Regions from separate parts of the Mus musculus genome. Here region 1 is linked to region 2. Evidence: chromatin loops called from intact Hi-C (ENCODE). Cell type or tissue: heart. All regions are shown on one strand. Each heading gives the region's core, and the rest is flanking DNA. Links, peaks and the distances in the headings are about the cores only.

Region 1 (14,825 bases), core at 4,601-12,600, 91 kb before region 2:
TTCACCAGCCCCTCAATCTAGCCTCAAAACTTAGTGAGAGACCTTGCCTCAAGGAACAAGATGTAACTCCTGGGGAATAAACTTGTCCTTTGGCCTCCACAACATGCATATGCATATATATGAAAATACACACACATGAACACATGCACACACACATCCACCATACTATACCATAGTACTTGTATATCTTCCTATATGTTTTAAATAATTCTACATGACTTATAATGACTAAGACTTGTGAATCTTATACAAAGAGTTCTACTATATTATTTGGGGGAATAATGACATAAAATACAGATAGGTTTTTCTTTCTGGAACCTAGGGCCTAATCCATGTTAGGTACTAACTACCACTGAGCCATACTCTGAGCCCCTCACTGGGACGTTCTAGCAATTGGTCTACCACTGAGCCACGCCCCCAGCCCCTCCCTGGGGGATTCTAGGCAGGGGCTCTACCACTGAGCCACGCCCCCAGCCCCTCACTGGGGGATTCTAGGCAGGGGCTCTACCACTGAGCCACGCCCCCAGCCCCTCCCTGGGAGATTCTAGGCAGGGACTCTACCACTGAGCCACACCCCTAACCACAGACGCAAATTTTTTCAAGTATTTTCCTCCAGTAGTTGGTTGACTTAATGGAGTTGGGACCTGAAGGGAGAGAGGGCAAATGCTAACTAACCATTCATGCAGGAAGCTAAGCCTTCTCTTTAGAGTGGCCACCTCTGTCGTCACATCTGCAGGCAGGCAACACCTGGATCTCCAGTGACTGTACCCAGAGCTGTGCCTGCACGGATGGAGTCATCCAGTGCCAGAATTTTGTCTGCCCATCAGGGTCCCACTGCCAGTACAACGAGGATGGCAGCAGTGACTGTGCAGCCAACAGTAAGGAAGCCATGGGGGTGGGAAGGTGGGAAGGGTGCCCCACAGCTGAGGCAGAGGCAGGGCCGGGATGAGGGTGATCAGAAGCACCCCAGTGGGTAAGACTCCGGAAGACCAATAAAGGGGCTGAGATCCTTTTCAGTGGTTACACTTCTTGACAGAACTGGAAAGATGTACCATCTTTGGGGATCCCTATTACCTCACGTTTGATGGCTTCACTTACCACTTCCTGGGTCGTATGAACTACTATCTCATAAAGACGGTGGACAAGCTCCCAAGAGGGATTGAGCCCCTGATCATGGAGGGACGTAACAAAATATCCCCCAAAGGGAGTTCAACCTTGCATGAAGTGACCACCATCGTCTATGGCTATAAAATCCAGCTCCAAGAAGAACTAGTGGTTTTGGTGAGTAAAAGGCAGGACCAGGCCTGAAGGAAACAGAGGGAGACTACTGTAGGCCGCCTGGAGCTGGCAAAGCCGGAGTACCCCACTGTCAGGAAGTGTGTCGGAAGTCAGAGTTGGCATTACTTCATGGGAAAGGGTGGCACAGGACGGTGGGACTAGACACAAGGCTGAGAGGGATGAGGGGAGAGACAAGATGGGGGAGGGGTGACACACGCACGTGTGAAAAATGGAGCTGCACCACCCACAGTCAGTGGTGACTTAAACAGCTTTCTTTGACACTTTAGTATGTACGTATGTGTGTGTGTGTGTGTGTGTGTGTGTGTGTGTGTGTGTGTGTGTCTGTGTGTGTGTGTGTCTGTGAATATATGTCATACATGGGTGAGTGGCCACAGAGGCCAGCAGAAGGTGTCACATACTCTGCAGCTAAGCTTAAAGATAGCTGTGAGTAGCCCCACAAGGATTCTGGGAAACAAATCCAGGTCCTCTAGAGGAATAGCAAGCACTGTTAACCAATGAGGCATCTCTCTAACACCTACACTAATTTATATCACATGTGTATACGAATGGTGCACGTGTGGGGGTCAGAGGACTACTCGGAGGAGTCAGTCAGTTCTTTCCTTGTACCATGTGGGTCCTGGAAATGAGACTCAGGCCCTCTGGGTTGGTGACAAGAACCTCTACCCACTGAGCCATCTTTTGAGTTTTTGCAAGGAAGGAAAGAACTAGAGTACAGAAAGGAGGTCTCTAGTGCTGGGGTAGTGTAGACTCTGGAATAACAGCATCATGTGATGAGGAGAGCTGGGCAAAGGCAGGTACAGACAGGAGCAACAGAAGGTGTGGCCCACCGAGCACGCTCTGCAGCCGCACTCTTCCATTCTCAGGTCAACGATGAAAAGGTGGCGGTCCCCTACAATCCAAACGAGCACCTTCGGGTCATGCTGCGGGCTCAGCGGCTGCTTCTCGTCACAGACTTCGAAATGGTGCTGGATTTTGATGGAAAACACAGTGCAGGTAACAGGCAGGGACACAGACTGCAGAAGGCTCTCTCTGTGCCAGGGGTGCTGACTCACACCTGTAATCCCAGCCCTCAGGAACCGAGGCAGGAGGGTCTTCCATGCTAGCCAGGACTTATAGCCTGTCTCCAAGAAACCCAGACAAGCCCAAACCAAGAAAAAAAAAAAAAAAAGAAAGAAAAGACAAGACAAGACAAGACAGTGCAACGTGTTGTGGAGCACATGTAATCTTAGCAGTTAGGAGAGAGATACAGGAGTATCAGCAGTTTGAGGCTAGCCTCAGCTGTGTAGATGGTTTGAGTCCAGCTTGAGTCCATTTTGACCCTGTCTCAAAATGAAAACAAAACCCAACCAACTAGCTGGGCGGTGGTGGCGCACGCCTTTAATCCCAGCACTTAGGAGGCAGAGGCAGGCAGATTTCTGAGTTCGAGGCCAGCCTGGTCTACAAAGTGAGTTCCAGGACAGCCAGGGCTATACAGAGAAACCCTGTCTCAAAAAAAAAAAAAAAAAAAAAAAACACAACAACAACAAAAAACCCAACCAACCAAAACAACAGTAATTTAAAAATGAAAATAAGACAATAAAACCAATAACCATAGAAAATAGGAGCTCCATTTCTGGGATGGAAGATGAAAGGCACAGCTCAGACAGACAGGTCGTTACAGGAAGAAGTTACACTCAAGAACAGAGCCCTCAGCTTGAGAGGGGCACTACAGGGCACCTCCTTTTTCCTGCAGTGATCTCCTTGCCTACCACATACCGTGGGCTGACACGGGGCCTGTGTGGAAACTATGACAGGGACCAGTCCAATGAACTCATGCTGCCCAGTGGAGTACTCACCTCAAATGTCCATGTCTATGGCAACAGTTGGGAGGTGAAGGCGCAGCATGCCTTCTTCCGCTTCCCAAGGTGAGGGCTGCCTGGGGGTCGGGGAGATGAGCAAGACTCTCTCATTGGAGACATGGAGAATTGAACATAGGACCTCATGCATGCAACCACTAAGCCACACTCCTCACCCATTTCGGGGAATTAAATTACTCATTCTGAGCCACGCCCCCCAGCCCCTCAATGGAGCATCTCCTTAGGTAACCTCCCTCTGAGCTGAATATCTCCTAGCCAGCAATTCTCTTTTCCATTCCTTTTACCCTCTGGTCCTCAGCACAGAGTCGCCTTCTGTCACTTGGTCTGTTTACTGACCACTGGGAATAGCTGCTCATTAGAAATACCCATGATGCCCTTGTCCTTCCCGCTACCTCTCCCTAGTCTTGTTCTTTCTCCTTCCTGAGCCTCACACAGCCCCTTGCCATCCCTACTTCAGGGCCCTACCAGAAGAAGAGGAAAGAGACGAAGAGCCTGACCTTCTCCAATCAGAATGCAGCCAAGAGCAGACTGCGCTTATCAGCAGCACCCAGGCCTGTAGGGTGCTTGTGGACCCCCAGGGACCCTTTGCTGCATGTCACCAGATCATAGCCCCAGAGCCCTTTGAGCAGTGAGTTGCAGGCCCAGTACTTACAAGAATGGTCCTGATTCCTGCTACGGTTTTCTTTTCTGACCCCCTCTAGCTCTACTGGCTTGGGTCTTTTCTCTTGTGACCTCGTTTTCTACTGACTCCCCACATTCTGTCTCCTGTCTTTCTGCCACCAAATGCCTTACCCCCCCCCCCAACTATACTTCTAGCCCACCGACTTTCTGTGTGAGGTTCCAGGCTCCTTTTCTTTGTTTATAATCTGCTTTATTCTGATTTATTTGGGTCTCATGTAGCCTAGGCTAATACATATCTAAAGATGACCTTAAACTTCTGATCTTTCTGCCCTCCACGTCCCAAGTGCTGAGATTATAGGTGAGCACCACCATGCCTGGTTTATGTGGTAAGGGGATAGAATCCAGGTCTTCACGCATGCTAAGCAAATACTCTACCAACTAAGCTGCATCCCCATCTTGCTTGTTTTTTGTCTGTCTGTCTGTCTGTCTATCTAGGAGGATTTGTGTGTTGGGGGGGGGGGGTTATGTTTGTACATGGTGTATATACCATGTACGTTTACGTAGGTCACATATCAACTTCAAATGTCCTTCCAGAGCCATCCACCTCGGTTTTTATCTTTTGCTTTCTTTCCTTTCATGTGAGTGTGGATGTGGACATGTGTTGCCAAGGGACCAGAGTTGAAAATCGGGTGTCCTGCCCTGTCATGCTCTGCCTTATTCCGTTGAAACAGAACCTCCCTTACTGAACCTGGAGCTCACTGTTTCTAGGCCAGGCTGTGGGAGAGTGAGCCCCATTGATCCTTATGTCTTCACTGCCCACAGAGCAGGGGTTCTAGGCACGTGCGTGGGGATTCGAACCCAGATCCTCATCTTGAACAGCAGGTGCTTTTACCCAGCGAGCATCTCCCCAGCTTCTCCTGCTGGGGACCTTGCTGGAATCACAGGGTTTCCTGGGGAAGGCAGGGATGAGGTATGGCGTTCACGGTGGCAAAAGTACCTTACCTTTGCTACATTATTTCCTTCTTTAACTCTTTGCTATTTTAAGGTCTAATGCAGCTGACTTCCTGCCATTAACTCCGGATGTTGAGCAGCAGGGGATTAAGGAAAAAGGCTTGATAGCTTGGGCTCTTTTCTTTCTGGTTCAGGAGCCCTTTATGGTCAGGCAAGAGGCTTGGAGTTTGTTTCCTCTTCCTGAGCCAGAGGGAAAAGAAGAGGAAGGGAGGAGAAGGGAGGGGAAGAGGAGAAGAGAAGAGAAAGAAGAGAGAAAAAAAAAGAAAAGAAAAGAAAAGAAAAGAAAGGAAAGGAAAGGAAAGGAAAGGAAAGGAAAAGAAAAGAAAAGAAAAGAAAAGAAAAGAAAAGAAAAGAAAAGAAAAGAAAAGAAAAGGAGAGTCAACTATGCAGAAAAAAAAAAACCACACACACACTTTGGATGTACAGGGAACAGCTACAAATAATACAGATTTGTATTATTGCTTTTAGCCTTTTATAGCTTTTAGACAGAAAGTTCTCTGTGTAAAGAATTACCTACTTCATAGATAAAATGTTACATAAGAGGGCAGTCACAGAAGGATGCCAATAGTGAATTCAAAGCAGTGTTTCATTCTCTCTAAGCTCATTATGAGTTCAAAAGCAACAGTTTCACCTGGCCTTGCTTTATCATAGCGCACACCTGTAGCCTCATCCTTGGACCTGACCGAGAATGCATGTTTTTTCTTGATCACAAATCTGTCCCAAGTTTATTTCTCTTTTTCACATAATTGTGAAAGCTCGTTGTATTCCTTATTATGCAGTCTTTACTTAGAATTTTACGAGGGGACACATCCTATTCTTGATGATTCTAACTTATGTCTTTCTGGCAAAACAACTAAAACCATCTCCTTAAACTTTTTTCTTAAAAATATTTGAATCAAATTAGAAATTCTATAAATTCTATAAAAGACAGCATTAATTTATGAACGTTCATCTTCATGTTGATCTGCAGTACATGTGAGCTGATGTCCTGGAATTGTTAGGCTATGTAATAGTGACAGGAAAGGCATATCAAAAGTGAGACTCGATCATGAGATGAAGTCTCTAAGGACCCTGTATACTAGAGCTCACTCATCACAGGCCATGCAAAATGATAGGCCATCTCCTGAAAACTCACTTGCATGCCTTGACTTTTCCTAGATGGCTTCTGAGATGAAGTCTCTAACTCAAACACAAGGCTTATTGATTAGGCTAAGCTGGCTGGCCAGTGAGCCTCAGGGACCCTCATATCTTCCCTTCCTGGCACTGAGACTACATCACCACACCCTGCTTGTTCTTAACTTGGATACTGGTAATCAAACAGGTCTTTATTCTTGCAAGGCAAGCACTCTGTCAGCTAAGCCATCTCCCCTGCTCCCAGCCTCTCACCCCTGGGCCCTTTTTCAGCAAGACTGGATCCCTTTGGCTCCCCTCTCTAACAACACGCCTACTCCACCCATCCCCTTTCTACCCCAGGCGCTGTATGTTGGATATGTGCACTGGCTGGAAGACCAAAGAAGAAGAGGAACTTCGATGTCGTGTCCTCAGTGGCTATGCCATCATTTGCCAGGAGGCAGGCGCCAACATGACTGGTTGGCGGGACCACACACACTGTGGTGAGGCTCTGTCCCTGCCCAGCGGCTGGTCTGATTCTTAGCCACTCAACGCCCGGCTCCACTCTGCTGCTGCTGCCACCCTCACCTTGGCCACCTGGCCTTGGCCTTGGTTCTTCCCAGATTCAATGCAGCAAGTGATTCCAGATGGACCCCTCCCCTGCCCACTCCTTCCCTGTCCAACCCCATTCCTCCTCCTCTCTGCCTCATATTTTTGTTGCATTTTCTCTTCAATTTTTCTGTGTGTGTGTGTGTGTGTGTGTGTGTGTGTGTGTGTATGTATGTATTGCGTTCCTGTGTTTTGGGGTGCATGCATGCATATGTGTGGAAACTAGAGAACAGGAGCCATTTACCTTGTTCTTTTGTTTAAGGGGGCAGGTTGTGTGTGTGTGTGTGTGTGTGTGTGTGTGTGTATGTGTGTGTGTGTGGTGTCTGTGTGCTCTTCCACCATGTGGGAGGGATCTAATTCAGGTCATCTTTACCAGCAGTCTCACTTGGTTTTTTGAGACAGGGACTCTCACTGGGATTCCTCGGGTCTCCACCTCCCCAGCACTGGGATTACCAGCACATGGCACCACACCTGGCTGGGATTCGAACTCAGGTCCCCGTGCTTGAGCAGAACTACTTTTACGGGCTCAGCTAGCTCTCGGCTCTCTGTTTATGTTTTGGGGTGGCTCTTTTAAAAAAGATTTTGCTTATTTGTATTTGATGTATACATATGAGTGCTTTATCTGCATGCTTTCTGTGTACTGTGTGCATCCCAGTGCCCACGGAGGCTAGACGATCCCCTGGAACTAGAGTCACAGACGGTTGTGAGCCGCCATGTGGGAGCTGGGCACAGATCCCAGGTCCTCAGCAAGTGCTCTTAACTGAGAAGCCCTCTCTCCAGTTCCTGTTTTTGGCTTTTCGAGACTGAATCTCACTCTGTAACCCGAGCTGGCCTCAGACTCATGGTGATCTTTTCACCTCAGCCCCTGAGTGCTGGGTTACAAGCCACCGTGCCCACCCTCCCAGCATCCACCTGTGTCCATCGTGTCCGTGTCCCAGACAAGCTCTTCAGTCAGACCCAGCCTGCTAGTCCTGGGCTCCCTGTCTGCAGGGATCGCTGTTGGGTAACCTTATCTGCCTCTTTCTTTTTCTTGACCACTAGTCTCTTTATCTGTTTGGACCCCAGGCCAACCAGCTCCTAACTCTGCTTCTGTCCCCTCAGCCATGACATGTCCTGCCAATACTGTGTACCAGCGCTGCATGACACCCTGCCCGGCGTCCTGTGCCAAATTTGTGACCCCCAAGGTCTGTGAAGGCCCCTGCGTGGAAGGCTGTGCCAGCCTCCCCGGCTACATTTACAGTGACACACAGAGCCTCCCAGTGACACACTGCGGCTGCACCGCCGATGGCATCTATTACAAGGTCCGGGTGGCATAGAGGCCTGGGAGCCCAGGTACAGAGAAGGGCACCTCGGGTGAATCTAGACCGGCTCCTGTCTTCACCTCCTCTCTTCCAGCTGGGTGACAGCTTTGTAACTAACGACTGCTCCCAGCACTGTACCTGTGCAAGCCAGGGGATCCTGCTGTGTGAGCCCTATGGCTGCAGAGCTGGGGAGTCCTGCATGGTGGCCAACTTTACTCGAGGCTGCTTCCAGGGTAAGCCTGGGTCCTTCTGCTCTCTAAACCAGGGATACCCTCCCTCTCTCCCTCTCCTCTGCTGGGTGGGATTCTCGCTTCGTCTTGGCAAGTTTGCACCTTCACCCTCTCTTATCAAGTATTTACTACCTGCCATGCAGCACCTGTCCCAGAATCCACTTTAATCCTCACCTAGTGGAAAGTATGACATCCTACTTTATGAGCAATGAAAATAGGGCTCTGTCCAAGAATGGCAGTGGGCATATCTTTAATCCTAACACTAAGGAGACAGAGGTAGGTGGGTCTCTGTGGGTGTGGTCTGGTCTGCATAGAAGGTTCCAGGCCAGACAGGAGTACATAGTAAGACCCTATTTGTCTCTCTCAAAAGGGGGAGGACTCCAAGGCTAGAAAGATAGCTTGTAAAGTGCTTCCTGCACAAATGTAGGGGACCTGAGTTGGGTTTCTTAAACCACGTTTAAAAAGCTAAGTGTGTGCTAGGCAGTGGTGGCGCACGCCTTTAATCCCAGCACTCAGGCCACCCTGGTCTACAAAGTGAGTTCCAGGACAGCCAGGGCTACACAGAGAAACCCTGTCTCGAAAAACAAACACAAACAAACAAACAACTGAGCGTAGCTGAGGGAGGTCTCTGTCTCTGTGCTTACTTGCTCTTGCAGAAGACCCAGGTTCAATTCCCACTACCCACATGGTAGTTGCCAACTGCCTGTAACTCCAGTTCTGGCCTCTGGGGGCAGCAGATACACACGTGGTACACATAAGTACAGCAGGCACTAACATTTACACATAAAATGGATCTCTGGGGCTTGCCAGGAGGACAAAGCAGATGGCAACTGAGGAATGGCCTTCACACACACACACACACACACACACACACACACACACACACACACACACACACACACACACATACCAATACACACGCACACGCGCACATGCGCGCGCGCACACACACACAAGGAAACTGGGGATTCCAGGACATTAAGCAAATTCTCTAGACCCAGGATAGCAGGGTTAAAGTGTAGATTGCCAAGTGAACCCTAGGTCAGGCTCCAGTGACTGCTGCCTTCTCCCCTGGGGCCTGTCCCACAGCCAGGCGTCTGCACTGTGAGTATCCTCTTGGGACCCACTAACACCTTTCTGCCCTTGCAGACAGCCCTTGTCTGCAGAACCCCTGTCACAATGATGGCCGGTGTGAGGAGCAGGGGGCCACCTTCATCTGCCACTGTGACTTCGGTTATGGAGGAGAATTCTGCACAGAGCCTCAGGATATCACAACCAGAAAAAAGATAGGTAACAGCCACATCCCCATATAATATCTATTATATATCATAGGTATGTCATAGAAATGACATTGATACATAAAATATCCAATAGTATTAATCTATCATAAGATATTACATATAGTATAATAAGCAAGTATTATAGACAATATTGTGTATTATATACCATATATGATATATAAAGTATATAATTACATATCACATATATAGCTTATGGTTATATGTGAATATTTTGGGTGATTATACTAATATATGTTAAATGTATAATATATAGATTACGCTAATATGCTATATATTTTAGATATCATGAGTCATATACTATTAGTTATATAATATATTCCATATAATATATTTTACATATTTGAGGGATAGTTAGTTAGTTAGTTAGTTGTTGTGGAGGTCAGAGAACAGCCCAAGGAAATCACTTCTTTCCTTCCACTGTGGGAATCCCTCCATACAGCTCAGGTCTCTAGCTGGTGCCGAGCACCTTGACCTATGCACCTGTCTTGCCTAATCATGTATTTTACACTACATAACATACGTGTAACATTCAGGGACAGTGCTACAGGCCTATAATACTAGTATATTGGAGGTGAAGACAAGAAGATTGAGAGTCCAAGGTCATCCTCAGCTATATAGTGAGTTTGAGGCCAGCCGTGTTGTATGAAATCCTGTCTCAGTTAAAAGCCCCTAAAATATGTATTACATAATAGTATATTACATAGGAAATGTAATAGAGATCATGTTGCTGTGTGATTCCCCCAAAATCTGCAAGACAGCAATCCTCAATGGTCTTTTGCCCATCTCCTAGTGGAACAATCTGGAATCTTCTCTGTGAACCACCACCACTCTTTTGGTTGTGGTGGTGGTGGTGGTGGTGGTGGTGGTGGTGGTAGTGGTGGTAGTGGTGGTAGTGGTAGTGGTGGTGATGATGGTGGGGTGTGTGTGTGTGTGTGTGTGTGTGTGTGTGTGTGTGTGTGTGTGAAGGGAGGGAGGGATAGAGAGAGGGAGGGGTCAGTGAGACAGGAGGGTTAATAACCCTGAGCTCAAGGCCAGTCCACCTAGGCTACACGGTTCCAGGATAGCCTAGGTGTGAGCAAGGCCCTGTCTCAAAAGATCAAGACAGCACGTAGGGGAGAGCTGCAGATGACACCGGCGTGGACGGCCCTTGTGAAGTCCTGTGGGGGCTGTGACTGGAAATAGTAAGGACCTTCAAGTCCCTGAGCCTCCTGGAGGGAGAACTAGACACTAAGCGAGTTAGGAGGACAAGATGCCTTACTTAATCTGACAGCAAAGTACCAAAAAGAAGTGCTACTTCCAAATATCCCCCAATCTCCCACCCTGTCACCCTGTCACCCTGTCACCTGTCCCTGTCATGCATGGGGCGGGGGGCGGGGCATGCACAGGCACCGTATGCATGTAGAGGCCAGAGGACAACCTTGGGTGTGAGTGCTGAGATGGCTTAGAGCCCTGACAAGCTGGCTCAGTGGGGCAAGGTGCTGGCTTCCAAGCCTGATGACCGGAATTTGATCCCAGGGCCCCACAGAACTAACTCCTGCAGGTTATCCCCCCACACTCCCCCACACACGTCTTCACCTCACATCTTGCTCTTGCCGGGACCACAGGCATGCACTACCACAGTAGCTGTGGGATCTGTGCTTGTAAAGGTAACTTTACCCGGAGCCACCACCCCAGGGCCTGTCACCATTTCCTTTCAGAAGCATCCAGCTTAGTGGCCATCCTGCCGGGAGTGCTTGTGATGGTGTTAGTCCCTGTCTTACTGCCCAGAGTGTATGTTTACATGGCAACAAGAACAACCATGGGGAGGAGGAGGATGAAGAGGAAAGAGTAAGTCCTGGTCTGGGGCTAAGTGGGGGCGGGGTAGTCGATGTGTGGGACCTAACGCACACAAAAGCCGTGCTCCCCATCTGTTCCCCACTCCCTCTAGGAAGAAACTGTTGAGACAAAGTAGACTTAGGCTGGAGGATGCAGGTGAGAACCAGCCCTGGGGGGGTTGTGAGTCCAAGCCAAGAGTTGAATCCTCTTCCAACGTGGGTGTTCTTTCTCTCTCCTCAGATGTTCCAGAGCCTACCTTCAAAGCCACCGAGTTCTGAGCTGTCCTCAAACAGAGAAAAATATTTATTTTATTTTTTAAAATACTTTTTGTTTTGTGATTGTTATTGTGGGGGGATGGGCACGCGCCTGCCACTTGCGTGTCCTGAGAAGACAGTTTGTGTGAGTCACTTCCTTTCCTTTGTGGGACGTGGGGATTGAACTCAGGTCATTGGGCTTCACAGCAGATGCCTTCTTCACCAAGATACCTTGATAGACCCAGGCTTAATGTTTTTAGATATGAATTTCTCCCTGATTGTGGTGGAGACAGCTAGTCTGGGACCTAAAGAGAAAGAGAAAAGGGAGACAGATGTGTGTGGATCCCTGAAGGCTGAGTGCTGTGGAGGCAATGTCCCAGGGAGAGAACCTCAGGTTTCAGGAAGGAGAATGTCACGCATCGAAATCATCTCTGGTAGGGCACCAGCAATGGAAGACAGAAGAGGCAGGGAGGGAAGGTTCTGGAAGGAAGATGAGCTATATACCCCTCAAGACAGGAAAGACTGTTCCTCTGCACATCCTTTTTTAAGACAAGTTATTACGTAGCCGGGAATGACTCTGAACTCCTGATCCTCCTACCTCTGCCTGTTGAAATTACAGGTCTACATGTCTACACCCCATGGGTGCTAGGGGAAGATCCCAGGGTTCAGACACTGCCGTCTGCTGAGCCGATTCTCCAGCTCCTGTTGGGCATCTCCTTTACCCGTTTGAAAAAACATAACGTGTGTGCGTGTAGACATATGTGTTCATGTGTGTACATCATGTGTACAGACGTGACACCATCCTGCAAAGTCATGAACACATATGCTCCCCCAGACAGGGAACCAAGGATGAAGCAGAGTAGTGCCACCCCTGCGGTCCAGAGTTCTGGGATCGCTTGCAGGAATGTAGGGGAGTGGCTACGAACAGCCGGGAAGTGACCCCAAGGTAGCTGTGATGGCCTGAATGCTGGAGCCCTGGTGCTCGTGCTCGCTGCACAGCCTGCAGGCAGCTTGCCGGGTTGGCGGGGGGGGGGGGGGAGGTGAGGGGTGTCTCGGCTGGTCTGAGAGTGGTCTCGGCAGTCCTTGCTGTTCATATACGATTGGGAAGGAGAGGCTCAGGGCATTCGTTCTGTCGGTTTTAGGACTGAATCGTTTACTTCCTGGGCCTTAGGGAGCTTCCCTTAAGGGCATTCTGAATCATACTTTTGTTCCACTTACTTTATGTGTCTGTCTATAAGAGAGGGTGTCTGCCATCTGTGTGCACATGGCCACAGACGCCAGAAGAGAACGCTGGACTCCTGGGAACTGGAGTGACTGGCAGTTGTAAGCCGGCAACCAAACTCAGGTCCTCTGGGAGAGCAGCAGCAGGATGTGGCTCTCCAAGACAGGACGAACCCACTCGGAGGGAACTGTCATCTCGCAGGCACACGCTTCACTGTGCGCACTCTTGATGTAGTGGCCAGAGGACAGCCTCTGCCACCATTCCTCAGGTCCTTTCCGCCTTTTTTTTTTTTTTTTTTTTTTTTTTCCTCGAGACAGGGTTTCTCTGTTGTAGCCCTGGCTGTCCTGGAACTCACTCTGTAGACCAGGCTGGCCTCGAACTCAGAAATCCGCCTGCCTCTGCCTCTGCCTCCCAAGTGCTGGGATTAAAGGCGTGTGCCAGTGCCACCACTGCCCGGTCTCCCACTAGACTTTGACAAGGAGCTAGGCTGGCGGGTCAGCCAGTTTCCATGGAAACCGTCTCTCCCTCCCATATCTCCTCCACTGTCCTTGTGCTGTGCATCACTACATCGGGCCATTTACATGGGTTCTGGTCCTCATTAATGTGATGAACACTTTACCAAGAGAGCCATCTCTCCAGCACCCCAGTGGGCTTTCTTTTACATTTACTAATGCTCACACACATACGTAGAGGTCAGAAGACAGCAAGCAGGAGCCAGTGTTTCTTTACCATGCGGGGCTTAGGGACCAAGCTTATGTCACTTTTGGCAGCAAGCACTTGGACCTGCTGACATGTCACTGCTATGCCCCTACCCCAAGGTTCCCCCCCCCCCCCCGGAGACAGGGTTTCTCTGTGTAGTCCTGGCTGTCCTGGAACTCATTTTGTAGAGTTCAAACTCAGAAATCCGCCTGCCTCTGCCTCCCAAGTGCTGGGATTAAAGGCGTGCGCCACCAGTACCCGCCTCCAAGTTATTTTTTAAGGTGGCCTCAGTTTGCTGACCTGGAGCTCCCTGAGCTCTGAGAGGGCTTAGCCTGAATTCCTCCACTAGGGGGAAGCAAGGGCATTCTGGGTTTCCTGTTTCCGGTTGGGATTTTTCCAGAGGGTATCTATCCCTCATTCTTCGTTCCTTCAAAGAGCCCTTCAGGAGGTTGCTATGGGAACCGAGGGTGGAGTTACTGGCTTTAGGAGCCATTCTGACAACCAGGTAGAAGTGACCACCTGGTTCAGCCAAAGGAGGCCAAGGTGTATAATGGATCAGACTGTGAAGACCTCAAGAAACCAAGACTTGGCCAGAGTGCTTTGAGGCAGGGAGGACACAGGCCAGGGAGATATTATTAATCTGTGTGACAACTATACCTTTGGAGACCTTTCCTGAAGTCAGCCAAACTCAATATTATGGAAAGGGCCCAGGACAGGGGTGGGACATGCTCTGCAGGACCCTGGTTTCCCTCACTAGGACAGAAGGCACAGTGCCCCTCAGCAGGTTAACCTCCTGCCTAGAGCCCCATTTCTCCCCCTGGCCTCCATCTTTGTACTGCTTGGATGCTGTGACCTTCATCTTTCTTTCCCGTAGCAGCTCTCTGTGGAGGTCACTGTATCTAGCCAGGATGTCTGTTTGGCAGCGAAAGGCAGTTGGCTGGATTAGTGTCCCCTGGGACACTCCCCTTCCTGGTAGTAATGAGCCCCTCCCACCCTCCAGAGATATTAAATGTCACCCAGGGAGAGGAGACAAAGGACTTAGTGTGATTCATGCCATAATCCCAGAATTCCAGAGGCTGAGGCAGGAGGATAGTGAGTACCAAGGCTGGCCTGGGTTATTAGCAAGCCCTGGTTTACAAAATACAAGAAGGGGTATGGGTTCTGGCAGCTAGTTCAGTCAGCAAGCAAGCTCGAAGCTCCGCTGTTTGCAGCAGAGGAGGGGCCGGTGGGAATGGTAGTATGGGCTTACCCTTCTAGAACTGTGGAGGGAAGAAACAATTCCTAGGCCATGTGGCTGACCAGGCTAGCCCACATGGCCAGTTTTAGGGGAATGAGAGGACCTGCAGAGAATCAGTCTTTCTCACTTAATGTTCATGCATGAGCATGCACATTCGCGTGCGCACACACACACATTCGTGCAGGGGAAATGATAGCAACACTGCCTTGGGGCCAGTGTGTGAGGTTCTGCACCCCTCACATCCACTGCAGCTCAATCAG
Region 2 (14,749 bases), core at 1-8,000:
GGGGTCCCCCAAGGGGTCACAGGTCTGAGCAGCGCTCCTGCTTGCTATAGTGGTCGAACTGGTTCTTCCAGTGCACCATGTAGGAGCTCCAGCGGTGGAACTCGGCCTTCCACTGGCGCTCCGCCTCGTCCAGAGTATCTGCGGCCAGGGCACCCCGCAAGAGTGGGAGAAACGGAACAGGTCGGGTAGTGGAGACCGGTCGTGAGTGCGCCGGCACACACGCATTGTCGGAGGCCGAGCGGGGTGGTGGAAAGAGAACAGTGGATGATCCGGAGAATGAAGGGAGAGGTGGAACAGGAAGGAGAGGAAGAGATAAAAATCACCGGAAGACGGAGGGGAGGGACAGGATCAGAGTGGGAGAAGGGTTCATGGGTTAGTGGGGAAAAGAGAGAAGATACAGAAATAGTTGGCGATTATAAGGCCCTTTGGCTGACGCCAACTAGCCCCGGATCCTTCTCCCCTCAACACCAGGCTCAAGCTCCAAAGGATAATTTTTTACATTAAAAAAAAAAAAATCCTGTTTTTTGAATTTTTGTTTAACAAAGATCCCTGAGTCTGTCCATTTTGTCTCGGCTTGAGAATGGAGTGGGGTTCTGTATCCCTGAGAGGGGCCCCTTCTCAGCTACACACTAGAGTAAGTGTGCTTTGAGACCAGAAGGGGAAAGGATTGCAGTTAGAGCCACGGAAGCCCGGAGTGGAGGAGGAAAAGGAAGAAGAGGAGGGACAGGGCTAAGTCCGGCCCGGGCCTCGGGGCCGCCTCCCCATGGGCGGGGCTTGGGCAGGTGCAAGGAGCCTCCGTGGCTGGGGAGGTGGAGAAGAGAGGGATTACACCCTGTGTTTTGCACCCCATCTCTCTCCCCTCCTTCCAACCCTTGCCGCCTTGTGCATTCCCTGCTCCCCCCACTCCATGCGCCTACCGGTGGCGCTGAGCAATTTGGGGAGAAAGCGATTCCAGAAGGCGCAGGTCTGGGCGCGCAGTCCCCGCCGCACCTCTAAGGGCTTCAGGTTCAGGCTCACATATTGCTGCGCGGCAGTGGTGTACGGTGGCCACTGTGGAGATTTGGAGTCTCGAGGGTCATTGGGGTCCCTGAGGAAGGAAAGGGAAATCTCAGCCTGCCCAGAGGAATAAGGAATGAAGACGTGGATCCTTTTCCTGACTCTGGACCCTCTTCAACTCTTAACACCCAACTCTCTTCTCCCTACTCCAGCCAGCCCCCCACCCCCGCCCTCGCCCCGTGTGAGTGTGTGTGTGTGTGTGTGTGTGTGTGTGTGTGTGTGTGAGAGAGAGAGAGAGAGAGAGAGAGAAATGAGTGCTGCCAATGCTTCTGCCTCAGTTTCCCAGAGTACGGATTTACAGACATGGATAGGTTCCCTTCTCATTTTAAGTACCTTCTACCATTCCACCACCTAGGGAAGTTTTCTTTCCACTGGACATCTCTGTCTCTTTCTCCATTTCCCTTTGTTTTCAAAGTCTTTCTAGCTGGGTGCGGTACTACAGGCTTTAATCCCAGCACCCGGGAAGCAGAGGCAGGCTAATTTTTCTGAGTTTGAAGCCAGCCTGATCAACATGGAGATTTCCAGACCAGCCAGTGCTACATAGCGAGACCCTATTTTAAAATAAAAATTCTAGGATTGTGCTTTTAGCTGTGTAGGTAGGTGCAGTCCTGTCTCTACAATTATTACTTTTACTTTGGGAAACGAAAATCAGATGCACCCAAGGGTTTGTGCATGCTAGGTAGGTAAGTACTAACTGAGCTACACCCCCAAACCTCTACTGCCTTTCTCTGTCGTCATCATCATCATCATCTGTGTGGGTTTGTGTGTGAGTGAGAGAGATTTGAAGGTCAGGGGTAGCTTTGTGGAGAGCCACTTCTCTGTGTTTCAGGGATTCAACTGAGATAGGCTTGCAGGGCAATCTCTTTTATCTGTTGAATACCAGTTACCTCGCTGTCTTTTAGAGTGCTGGGGTGGCCTCATATACATTTGCTTTTCAGCCGTCTACCATGGAGCTGTTCCCAGCCCTTATGGGGGCTCTCACTCTGTCGTGTCCCAGCTAGTCTGGAACTGTATACATTAGACTGTCTTCTCCCTCCTGTGCTGGGATTCAAGGTTCCCAGCTGGTTTTGTCTTTTAAGGACTCCCTGTTCTGCCTGCCTTGTTCTCCGGCATCACCTGAGACTTTCTCTTCACCCCTTAACTTTGTGAAGGTTTCTTCTTCTTTTTCACTGCCATCCATGGGTACCCCTCTCCCCTGGACCCCCAGACGCCATCCCCACTCCAATACCACTGACCCTGTGCGGGCAAAATTGGTCCAGTATTTCATAAGTCGCTGAGCAAAGATCCTCTCCTCCGTGGTGTAGTTCAGCGAGGGATCCAGGGGGAGCCCAAAGATGAACTCGATTTCATAGCCATGGGGCACCCCCATCCAGAGGGGCCAAGTCAGTGTGGAGGCACGGTGTTCAAAGATGTAGGCATAGACCCGGGCCCCTTGGGCAGCCAGTCGCCCAGCCAGCTGGGCCACAGGGCACACAACGTTGTGGTCGCCTACCACTGCACTCATGGCATCTCTCAGGTGAGTAGGGTCCTCAGGGTGCAGCCAGTCTGTGTAATGCAGGACCACAGCCTCGGCTGCCAGGTCACTTGCTTGGGGTACACCGATCCGCACCCCAGCCAGGAACTGGGCCCGGCTGATGAGAGATTCATTGTCTTTGCTGAAGCCTGGGACCCCGTAAACCAGAAAGTAGGAGCCCTCGTCCTTCACCACACCCACCAGCACCTGAGGATAGTTGGAGATGGGGGAAAGGATGGAGAGATGATAGAGAGGCACACAGAGACAGATGAGCAACCTAATAGCCAGAGAGACGAACCATTACAAAGCCAGAACTGTGTAGAACAGAGAGCGGGGTGGGGGTGGGGGTGGGGTGGAGAGACAAGGCGTGGAGGAAGAAAAAAATATACCCATAGTTTCTTTTTCGCCCGGCAACCACTTTGGGATCTGAACCACTCGGCAGGGAAGGACTGATTTTGGGACCCACAAACTTGGACCTCTAACAGTGGATCTGTAGTAAGCCCTCATGCCTGGGTCCCTGGGAAAGGGGGAAGGACGGATGAAACCCAGAAGAATCTGGTCTGCCCCTATCAGCCATTAGTCACCTGCAGGTCTTGAAAATCTCCAGTATTGATGAGAGCCTCCGGTGTGTCACTGAGGAAGTCCCCGTCTACCACAGGCACGAAGGAAAATCGGAAGATACTTTCTTGAGGCAGGACGTGCCACTCGTGGTCCACCAGGTCCTGAGCGGGCCTTGTCCTCAAGCAGGCTATCAGCTCGGTGTCATTGCCACCAGCGCCACCTGGGGGACAGCCCACAAGGCGGGCCAGCAGTGTGGCCCTGCGCCTGGCCTCTCCAGCACTCACAGTGGCCCAGGGCCCATTGGGTGTGCCACTCTGGAGGACAGCCCTGTGGAAGAGGCTCCTGCTGGGCAGGGACAGTATGTGCATGCCCACGGAGGCTGCACCCGCACTCTCCCCAAACAGAGTCACTGACATCGGGTCGCCCCCAAAGGCTGCAATATTTTCTTGCACCCATTGCAAGGCAAGCCGTTGATCCAGCAGACCTACATTGCCAGGGGCTTCTCTGCTTCCTGGTAGGGCCAAGAAGCCAAAGGTTCCCACTCGGTAGTTCATAGATACCAACACAGCTCCCTCAACCTGGGCCAGGAAACGGCCGTCATACACATCCAAGGAGGCCGCTCCGCTGTAGAAACCACCCCCATAGATCCAGATGAGGACAGGTGTGGGAGAAGCAGGTCTGGGGTATGGTGTCCACACATTAAGATACAGGCAGTCTTCACTCAACTCTCGGTTGGGGTTCCACATCTCAGTACCCTCAAACCCAGGGTACAGGGTGTCCACGTACTGGTAGCAGACATTTTGGAAGGTGGTAGCATCCAACACTCCTGACCAGGGCCGCTTGGGCTCTGGTGGCATAAATCTACGTGAGCCCACAGGTGGCTCTGCAAAGGGGATGCCCAGAAAAGCTGAGACTGGGCCTCCAGGGGCCTTCAGGCGGATGCCCCTCAGCTGGCCCCCTCGAACCCTCACCAGCAGCTGCGGGTCTTCCCGGCCCTCAGCCCTTGCCCCTCCTCCCAGGAGGGAGAGGAGGAGGAAGAGGAGTGGAAAAGCCAGGGAAGGTGTATGCAGGGGATACCAGGGAGGCCTCATGACTGCCAGGACAGGCTGGTGTCTGCTGGGAGAAAGAAAGGCAAAGGGTGAAGACAGCAGCTCAGTGGGAGATTAAGAAACAGTCTTGCCCAGGGCTTATCAAGGAGTTGCAGAGGAGGTGTGGCAGATTGGTAAGGGGAGGGGAGAAATGGAGTCAAGCTAGGAGACGCGACACAGGCAGACAAACACAAGATCAGACATACACACACCCATACCGCAACAAATGCAGCCAACTGAGATAAGCCTGGCTAATACATAGTCTCCCTTGCCCAGCAAGTTCCAAGGGCCTCCATACCTCTTTCCCCTGCAGCTTGAGCTAAGACCCCTAGTATACAGCACAGGGTTGGAAAGGCTTTGTATAGGCCCCAGGACAGGTGCAGGGGACCCTCATGGACGGACGGGTGTGGCCCCTTCGGGAGCTTGCAAGTTATAAGAAAGCACAGCCCAAGCCTCTCCTGGGTTAGCCAAAGCCTTCTGGGGAGTGGGTTGGGCATTCAAGGTATCGGGAGTCCCAGGTTCTGAAGGCATCTTGGAATCTTGTCCAGTCGACACCTTGCCCCACCCTGCTCCGCCTCTCTTCTTTCTGGTACGGCCGGTTGGTACCCGTTTGCTTTACATCAACCGCACCCCTCTCGCCTGACTCCAGCCAACTGTCTCACTCGCCCCTTGTGGGGCTCACCAGAACTCAAGCCCCTATTGCATCCCCATATTGCAATGCCCTCCACTGCCAACCGGGAGCAGTAGAGACCAAGAAGAGGCCAGAGCTCCCCGCCCGAGCCTTGGTGTGGGGGTATCTGGAGAATCGTGAGCATCGCAGAGGGGGTTGAAGGGCGAGCCAGGACGTCTGTGTTCCGGGAGCTCCGGAGATCCCCGTAGCAAAGGCAGGGGCGCTATTTTGGGGGCAACAGCTGCTGTAGTTCCGGCGTCTCCAGCCAAGAGATCAAAATTCCCCGGGTCGGAACTACCCCCTCCGGGTGTTCACCCATCACCCAGCCAGTTCTGGTCGCCTGGATCTGGGGATAGTGGCGTTGTTGGAGATTAACCAGGAAACCCGAGTGGGGCTAATTATAACTCGGGGCTTCCGCTGAGCCTCCTTTTAGAGGGAGGGTGGGAGGGTGAGAGGGAGGGAGGGAGGGAGGGAGGGAAAGAGAGAGACAGAGACACATAGAGAGAGACAGAGTCAGAGAGAGAGAGAGAGAGAGAGAGAGAGAGAGAGAGAGAGAGAGAGAGCGCAGGAGGGGTCCTGGAGCTGGCAAGGGGCTCAGCTGGGTAGGGACGTTGGGGTCGCGGCCCTCGGGATGGGGGGTGGTGCATTCGGGATGTCAGTAACCTGCGCAGTTTGGGCTCCGCCCCAAACAGGGGGCGTCTTCCAGTGTCCCCAGACTTTGAAGAGAGTGGGGAAGGGGCCTTCAGGGGGTCCCTGCAGGAAGGGAGCGCAGAGGCAGCGGCCGGCCCAGCGAGCATCATCAGTAAGTATGCAGCGGCTAGCGGGAGTTTCAGAGGAGTGCGAGGCAGTGGAGGGGCCCCTCTAGGCAGGCCCCACGGGGCAGGAGGTGCAGTAGGAGCTCTGTTGGGGGGCTTCGATCGTTCCAGGATCGCACGTTTCCCCCGGGATGCGGATTGGTCCCGACTCGGTGGAGGGTCCTGGGTGGGTTGGGAGACTCACCTGAGGCGGCCAAGCCGGGCCGGGTCGGGCCGCGCCGGGAGCTGGAGGCGGCCAATGTTCCCCGGCGCAGGCTGAGCCGACAGTGACAGCCGCCTCCGGCCCCCCGCACACACCCCTCCGGGCCGCACGGCGCCCCCGCCCGCCCACTGTCTCCGCCCCCGCCCCTCCCCGCTCCCCCGGGCTGCCACCTCCCCTCCTCCCTCCCTTCAAGCCCCGAGACCCCGGGGAGCGGGAGCCCAGACACACTCCAGTGGTAGATTCAGACAGACCGACAGACCCGCAGACCCGCAGCGGCGGGGCAGACACCCACGTGACAGACGGACCGCAGCCTGCGGAGACACCAGACACCGTTCACGCAGGCGACAGTCTCCTGCGGTGACAAGTCACAGACAGACCGGTCGCCTTTCACGGACGGAAGGACACACTGACAGCTCTAATCCAGAAAGATCAGAGGCCTAATATTTGGCATCTGTAACCAGGACAAAGCTTGGGGCAGGGTAATAAGAGAAGAGACACGAGAAAGCCTGACTGAGGACCCCCTTCAGCTGACACTGGTAGAAAAGATGACGTGGGACATCTCTGTGGAGACGAAAGAACACCTGTAGGAACAAATAACAGAAACACAGGCTCTCCCTTATAGGAAAAGACCCCTGTGGGCAAGAAGAGGTGACACGGGGACAGCTGAGAAGCCAGACCACATAGTGGCAAGCAGAAGGCTGTGGGGAGATGCTACAATGCACTCTGCTGCAGCTCTGGAAACTTCCGGAACCCCCGAGGGTGGGCTTGAGCTAATTCCCCTGACCGGTGACCTCCGGCTGTCATCACAAGGGTCCGGCTGGTCCATGACATCACCGGGCCAAGCTTTCATTGGTTGTTGTGGCTAGCAGGTGGGAGCGGCCTACACTTGGAGCCCCCAGCCTGTTTGGGAGTCCCTTAGACCACACGCCCAGCCTTCTAGGGAGTCTCCCACCTAGCTGCACCTTAGTGACTGTGGGAAGTGTGCAGTTTTGTGCCCACGCGAGATCACTACATGAAAGAGACAACTGGCTCACGGGGTGGGTGGGGGCATCTGGCTCTGGAGCCTGCGGGCCGCTGCTGCGTGGGCGACTGGCCTGCACGCGAGAGCGTGGGGACGTGCGTGCGCGCACGCGATATGGGGCGCTGCGTGGATCTATGGGGGGTAGGGGGACACGTGCACGCATGCTCGCTGTGGACGCCGGGAGCTTTCCCTCGAGCCCCAGACACTCATCACTCATCAGTCACTTCCTCCGAGCAAGGGGCAAAGGCGCGCTGTCTTGCAAAAGGCTGGTCCCCAGAAGATACCAGCGCAGAGTCCAACCTCTCCCAGATATGCGATTTTCATCTCTCCAAACTGCGACATCCCCCCCGCCCCCCCCCCCCGCCCTCCAACCCTCCTGTCCCTGGAGAACCTGGCCACTGCATGCCGGGAAACTCATCTGCAGTCCAGCTCACTCGCGACGGGTCCGTGCTGACTATCGCCAGGTGGCGCCAGAGGCTGTCATTCGGACCTTGAGGACTGGGGTGGGACCAACCCTTGATTGTCTCTTTCCTGGTGTCTCTGGAAAGAGGAACAGACAGGGTGTGTGTTACTGTTGCTGTGGGAGAGAAAGAGTCTGACGCCGCTTCTGAGCATGGTAACGCCAGATTATTAAAACCGTGAAGGGAAATGAGGGAATGAGTGAGGCCAGTCCTGCCCAGTCTTGAAGCTCAGCGCCTTTAGCCTATAAACAGGGTCCAGTTAGTGACAGTATCTTGTTCCTTATCCAGTTGTTCCAAAAACAGGTGATGCTGGGCAATTTATCTCTTGACCTTTGTAACTATGAGTTTGTCTCACTGAAAGAAAGATCCTGGGACAAGAATAAACTGTCGATGGGCCTCAGGTTTACCATAAATCCATAATAGCTTAGACAGCTTAGTAAGCAAAAGGGCAGGAAGAGGTTTGTAAGATGATCCAGTCAACCAAGACGTTTGTCGCCGAACATACTTAGGACCCACGTGGTGGAAGGAGAGAACCAACTCCCTGAAATGTGTCCTCTGACCTCGGGATGTACCCTACCCTCCATAAATAAGTGCAAGAAGTGGAGGAGGAGAAAGAGGAGGGCGAGGAAGAGGAGGGGGAAGAGGAGGGAGAGGGAGAGGGAGAGGAGGAAGAAGAAACAACTCTGAAGACAGCCATGTGAGATTACACTTGACATCAAGTATCAGTTGCTTTTAAGGAACCTGGTGCTACCTTTCACAGTATCCTGCTTTACCATCTTCAGAAAGTGACTTCCAACAACATACGGTGTAACAAGGCTCCTGGAGTGTCAGCCATCAGTCACATCTGCACCCTCCAAGACAGGATAAATGATGTTCTTGCTCTGTTTAAGGCCATTTCCTGGAAACTGACACACAACTCTTGAGTTTCCATCCTACTGGCCAAGGTGTATTTCTAAGGTGTTGTTTGCTATGAATGCGGTCCAAAAAGGTTGTCTGTGTTTTGATGTCTGGACTGATCTAAAATTTGACTGTATATATATATTTTTTAAAGATTTATTTATTATTATATCTAAGTACACTGTAGCTGGCTTCAGATGCACCAGAAGAGGGCGTCAGATCTCATTATGGGTGGTTGTGAGCCACCATGTGGTTGCTAGGATTTGAACTCAGGACCTCTGGAAGAGCAGTCAGTGCTCTTACCCGCTGAGCCATCTCTCCAGCCCAAATTTGACTGTATTTAAAACATTTTAATTGCATTTGATAGATTTATCTTTTGTGAATATGTGTAGAGGTCAGAAGACAATTTGTGGAAATCAACTCCCTCTATCACATGGGTCCACAGATCTCGGTAGCAAGCCCCTTTACCCACTAAGCCTTCTTGTCTTTCCCTTGGCTGTTTTAATGATAGGAACAAGGAAGACTGGATCCTAAAGAACATTACCAATTTGCTAAATGCTAAATGACACCTTCCTTTGTTTTTGTCATCGCAGCTCTTAAACACATCCAAATCTTCGGATTCCAAAGATGCCCTCATTTCTTTCACAAAACCCGCATCCCAAGTGCTCCCTTCCCCTAACTGGTGCTCTAGAATTTGCATGAGTTCTCATGCCATGCCTGAGTTGTCCACTGGAGGGCGCTGTTTGAGATATGGGATCCTGTTGAAGGAGAAACATTCATAATGTCTACTAGAGGGCACTGCTTGGGACTTTAAAGGCCATTAGAGAAGGCGCATCTAGAGTGGAAGTCTTTGAGGGCACTGTGAAGTGGGAGAGGTGTAGGACAAGGGGTCCTAAACAGGGAATTTCTGCTCTGGGTACTGGTTCCTGACCTAGGTTCTTCCAGTGCAGGACCAGAGGGCTCGGTTCTGGTCAGCTTAATCTTAGGTTTGTTCGACTGGGTCTCTGAAATAGCCATTGAGTGACTCCACTGAATCTAGGTTGTAGCTCTTCAAGAGTGGGGAACCCGAGGCTAGGCAAAGCACGTTCCTTTTTCTTTTTTTTCTTTTCTTTCTTTCTTTCTTTCTTTCTTTCTTTCTTTCTTTCTTTCTTTCTTTTTTAATATTTATTTATTTGTTATATGTAAGTACACTGTAGCTGTCTTCAGAAGAAGACAGCATCAGAAGAGGGCATCAGATTTTGTTACGGATGGTTGTGAGCCAACTCAGAACCTTTGGAAGAGCAGTCGGTGCTCTTAACCTCTGAGCCATTTCACCAGCCCCACATTCCTTTTCCTGCTCATTGTTTTCTATGTCCCTTACTTAAGATTGTCCTAAAATTCAAGGGTAGGGGCGTGGCTTAGTGGTAGAGCCCCTGCCTAGAATCCCCCAGGGAGGGGCTGGGGGCGTGGCTCAGTGGTAGAGCCTCTGCCTAGAATCCCCCAGTGGGGGGCTGGGGGCGTGGCTCAGTGGTAGAGCTCCTGCCTAGAATCCCCCAGGGAGGGGCTGGGGGCGTGGCTCAGTGGTAGAGCCCCTGCCTAGAATCCCCCAGGGAGGGGCTGGGGGCGTGGCTCAGTGGTAGAGCCCCTGCCTAGAATCCCCCAGGGAGGGACTGGGGGCGTGGCTCAGTGGTAGAGCCCCTGCCTAGAATCACCCAGGGAGGGGCTGGGGGCGTGGCTCAGTGGTAGAGGATGTTGGTTTAGGATGTGGAAAATCCTGGGCTTCTACCCCCGCCCAGCACAGGGGAAGTCAAGGAAGACAATGTCCCATTATTTCAGGAGCAGCCTTAGCCTTGGATTACACTTTTGAAACCTGGATGGCTGAGGGGTACTGCCTTTATAGAACGGTGGGAATATCACTTTGGAATATCTTTTTATCTTAAAATATTACATCTTGATATTTATTTAAAGTCTGTCTCTCTTTCTTTCTCTGTGTGTGTTCACAAGTGTACCATGTCACATGTGTGGTGGTCAGGGGATACGTTTTGGGAGTGGTTTCCCTCTTTCTACCATGTGGGTTCGGGGGGTATGGAACTTGGGTCATCAGGTCTGATGCACCTTTGAGCTATAACTTCAGTGACTGCGAATATTTGCCATTGTACCCAGGAGAGGTGAGAGAGTACCATTAGTGAGTTAACACAGACTCAGACGGCTCTCAGAGGCTGAGCAAATTCTTCCCCTGCTGTAGCTTCCGTTTGTCCATGGCCCAGGTCTTCTCTGAAGCTGTACTCTTCTCTGGCTCTGCTGACACCTTTCCTAGCAAGGAAGTGGTATAAAATGCTTGCTGATGGGCACCTGCCCCAGGACTTCCCACTCACCATTGTTGTTGAGCTCTTGGGGTTTCCAAGTAAGTTGGAGAGGGAGGGGGGTAGGCAAGTTTGGTTGGTGGAGAGTGGGGCTGTAAATACGTATTATTACGTACTTATTTATGCTTAAGGTTTCACCTCCTTTTACCTTCCTCTCTTACCAGGATACCTGTGGCTCTCAAGCCCTCCCTTCTGTCCCTGCCCCCTGCAGAGAATGATCTGGAAGGATTCTCTGTTTTGGAATCTTTGAGAGCTGTTCTACTTTCATTTCTGTTGCTCTGATGAAACAACCTACGAAAAAACCAGCTTAATAGAGAAGAGATTATTTTAGCTCTACCACTTGAGGTTACTATCTGTGACTATGGGGTTGTCATAGGAGGGCACAGCTAATCACATCACATCCATGGTCAGTCAAGAGCAGAGATACAGGGATGCATGTAGTTTACTTGGTTGCCCTGCTAGATTTCTCCACTCTTATGTAGCTTAGGGAATGGTGCCACCCATGGTGGGCAAAGTCTTTCCACATCAATTGCCTTAAGAAAATCCCACAGAGATGCTGGACAGCTAAATGTAAGTAATCCCTCCCTCACAGAGATTATTTTTCCAAGTGAGTCTAGGTTGTGTCAAGTTGATAGTTAAAGTTAGCCATCCTAAAAGTCACGGGGTCCTAGGAAACAAGGAAAGGTCCTCAGAAAACGCACTTATCCCCAGTTCTTCCCCCAGAGCTGGATATCTTGTACCTGCATCCCTCCCTAAGATGCCGAAGACACTCTTAGTCTACAGGTTCAACACCGTGAACCACCCCTTCCTACCAACGAGGCTCAAGAGAACCAGAGAAGTAGAGAGACATATAGGTAGCGTCAAAATGAGGAAAGAGGCTGTCATAGTTTTTACCAGCTTGACACATAACTGGGTGGGGAACTCAGTAGAGGAACTGCCACCATTAGATTGATCCATGGGCACATCTGTGGGGTATTTTCTTAATTGCCAACGGATGTAGGAGGGTCTAGCCCACTGTGGATGGTGCCATCTTTGCATAGATAGGCCTGAGCGGTGTAAGAAAAGCAATCTGTGGAAGCTAAGCCCGAATGCCAGAAAACAGTGTTCCTCCACGATCTGTGCTTCTGTTTCTGCCTCCAGGTTCCTTCATTGGTTTCCCTGGATGATGGGCTGTAACCTCTAACCAAGTAAGGCTTTCCTCACCACAGTTGCTTTTGGTCAGTGTTTTTATCACGTTTGCTGTTGTGTTTGGACATATGTGAGTGGGCGGCGTGTGGATGCCAGGGATCATTCTTTTTTTTTTTTTTTTTTTTTTTTTTAAGATTTATTTATTTATTTATTTATTTATTTATTTATTATATGTAAGTACACTGTAGCTGTCTTCAGACACTCCAGAAGAGGGAGTCAGATCTCTTTACGGATGGTTTTGAGCCACCATGTGGTTGCTGGGATTTGAACTCAGGACCTTTGGAAGATCAGTCAGTGCTCTTACCCGCTGAGCCATCTCACCAGCCCGCCAGGGATCATTCTTAATTGGTTTTCTACTTTATTCCTGAGGCAAGGTCACTCAATCAAACCCAGAGCTCACCAATGTGGCTCCTCTTATTTACCTCAGCAACACATCCAAGGTTTCTATGACCAGGGTCTGGATGTAGTAAGCAAAATAATTAGCAAGTGATGTCTAAAATAACTACCACATTCTGTCAAGAATGAACATCTTGAGATTACTCTGCCCTTTATCTAACTCTGTGCAAATTACGTTTTTTATGGGCTGTTTTGCCCTCAAAAACTCTGGATCACTGAGTTCGGACATCAGGAGTCTTTTCAGAAGCATAAGCCCTCTCCAGTCTGGTTACCGGTAAAAAAGATTTACCCCCTCCCCCCACATTTTAAAATTTGTTTTCTCCTCTCCTACATTACAGCCAGGCTGCAGTTTCCTTTCTCTCTATTCCTCCTAGTCCTCCCCCAAACTCCCCTTTCCCCTAAGATCAACTTCTCTGTTGCCCTTCAAAGGAAAAAAAAAAAAAAAAGCAGGCTCCCAACTTAAAAAAAAAAAAGATTTATTTATTTATTATCTGTAAGTATACTGTAACTGTCTTCAGACGTCCCAGAAAAGGATATCAGATCTTTATTACGGATGGTTGTGAGCCACCGTGTGGTTGCTGGGATTTGAACTCTTAGCCGCTGAGTCATCAATCCAGCCCGGTTCCCAACTTTTAATTGGCTTAATCAGCGTGATTGTCAATAATTATCTCCTATCCACCATTATGCTACCACACCCAACTTATGTGGCAGCTGGGATAGGACACAGGACACGGGGCTTTAGACGTGCTAACAAGTGCTCTACCGATGGAGCCGCCATATCACTAGTCCTCAGAAGTTTGTGCGTGTATTTATTATTTATTATTTATTTATTTATTTTCCGAGACAGGGATGCTTCAAGGGACAGTGGGCTAGGTGGTGACAAGAGTTCTACCTGCAATTATATTGTTTTTTTTTTTTAAATACATTGATTTTGTGTGTGTGTGTGTGTGTGTGTACACAAGAGTACCATAGTGTATGAGGGTATGAATAAGGCGGCTCTCTCCTCACCACGTGGGTTCCAGGGATCAAACTCCTCATGTTCTTAGACCTGGCATAATGTACCTGTATCACCCTTGGCCACCCATTACATTATTTATTTCCTTAGCCACGTCGATCGGCTTCTTCACGTGAGGACTGTTGTTAGGGAACTCTCTGTCCTCCTCCCCTCCCCTCCCCTCTCGTCCTCGCTTATGGTTAGCTTTTATTATCTGTCTAAGTATTTACCTTTGTACCGTTAAAGCATTTAATGCATTTATTAATTGACTGATCTCTGAGGCTCTCTGAGAAGGCGCTCTGTGAAATTCCAGCCTTGCTTAATCACCTGCCTAACTTCTCAAGCCACCCCAGCTATTATTTTTATGCTGTCAAGGTTTAGTTACAAAGCTTCACATTCACTTAGGTATTTAGCATGGGGAGGGAGGGGCACATGGGTGCCGAGGCTGCCTGTATGGAGGTCAGAGGACTTCCAGACGTTGGTTGTCGGGCTTGGTGACCAAACCTTCACCCACCGAGTGAACTATCTCCTTGTCTCTGTTGTCAAACTGTTTAATGTATACTTCACACACACACACACACACACACACACACACACACACACACACACACACGTATATTACCTCCCCCTGATCTCTCTGTGTGGCACTGGCTGGGAGGCAGAGGCAGGAGGATCTCTGTAAGTCTTAGGCCAGCCTGGTCTACAGAGTGAGTTTCAGGACAGCCAGCCAGGGCTATACAGAGAAACCCTGTCTGGGGGTGAGGAGAGAGAGAGAGAGAGAGAGAGCCTGGAATTACCTCTGACTCACATTCATAAGCAAAGCATATACATTAGGTCCTGTACATGGCTCAGATTTTTCCTCTTAATTTTAAAAGCCATGAGCTGGTAAGATGGTTTCCCAGGTAGGTGTGCTTGCCACCAGTCCTGATGGCCTGAGGTCAGTCCTTGGGATCCACACGATAGAAAGAGAAAACCCACTTCCCACCTGTGTGTTGTGGCAGGCATGCACAATATGCCCATCCCAGAATAGATGAAAATGTTAGAATTATAAAGAGAGAGAGAGAGAGAGAGAGAGAGAGAGAGAGAGAGAGAGAGAGAGAGAGAGACTGTGTCAGGCCAGGTATTGCGACACCTCCCTCTAATCCCAGCACTCAGGAGGCAGAGGCAGGAAGATTTCAGTGTGAGGCCAACCTGGGCTACCTTGTGAATTCAAGCCCAGACAGGCTTTGTAGTGAGACCCTGTCTTTAAAACAAGACAAGGGGCTCTCAAGTTCTGTGATTCTAGGATTTTGATAATTTTATTTAGGTTTTCCCATGTGTTTGGCATGTACTTTCCCCTATACTCTTATGACCCTTTTCATTTCTTCAGTATTGTTTAGTGATTTGAGTCTTCTCAACTCTTTTTATTTCTTAGTCTATCCACCTAAATATAATTTTGTCAAGTTTGTGGGTGTTCCAGAGAACCAGGTTTTAAACTTCATGTGGTGGATCACCATTACAATTTGGTCTCTGTTACTGTGGTAAAATGCTCTGGCTTGTACAGCT

Evidence for each region. Hi-C counts contacts between places; a loop is a spot of excess contacts. Peaks named below come from ENCODE experiments on the same cell type or tissue, not always from the same donor. Only the 100,000 strongest peaks of a DNase experiment are listed, where the experiment ranks them.
Region 1: it touches region 2 in a loop (8-fold over the local background); 10 of 42 quality-filtered maps call a loop at or near these places.

What each region holds. Positions count from the first base shown.
Region 1 is chr5:137,375,288-137,390,112 of GRCm38, reverse strand. Zan (zonadhesin) reads left to right here. Exons shown (of 88, transcript NM_011741.2): 77 at 737-878; 78 at 1,037-1,281; 79 at 2,163-2,292; 80 at 3,032-3,203; 81 at 3,613-3,783; 82 at 6,261-6,400; 83 at 7,608-7,807; 84 at 7,902-8,040; 85 at 9,187-9,327; 86 at 11,036-11,165; 87 at 11,266-11,309; 88 at 11,394-11,476. The coding sequence ends at 11,431. Among named protein-coding and RNA genes, the nearest start is that of Ephb4, 33 kb to the right of the region's middle. In heart, for the core only: a CTCF peak has its summit at 8,739; DNase peaks (open chromatin) are centred at 7,722 and 8,742; H3K4me3 peaks cover 402 bases.
Region 2 is chr5:137,279,506-137,294,254 of GRCm38, reverse strand. It overlaps Ache (acetylcholinesterase), which reads right to left and starts at 6,001. Exons shown (of 5, transcript NM_009599.4): 1 at 5,888-6,001; 2 at 3,154-4,243; 3 at 2,292-2,776; 4 at 918-1,087; 5 at 1-138. The coding sequence starts at 4,221. The coding sequence ends at 17. Gm42456 (a long non-coding RNA gene) reads left to right here and starts at 5,611. Exons shown (of 4, transcript XR_003955815.1): 1 at 5,611-5,690; 2 at 10,531-10,667; 3 at 10,791-11,196; 4 at 11,767-11,909. It overlaps Mir8116 (microRNA 8116), which reads right to left and starts at 475; the gene lies at 379-475. In heart, for the core only: CTCF peaks have their summits at 869, 3,360 (motif pointing left), 4,956, 7,394 (motif pointing right) and 1 weaker place; DNase peaks (open chromatin) are centred at 764, 5,124, 5,754, 7,384 and 4 weaker places; H3K4me3 peaks cover 6,427 bases; H3K27ac peaks cover 6,130 bases; H3K27me3 peaks cover 4,461 bases.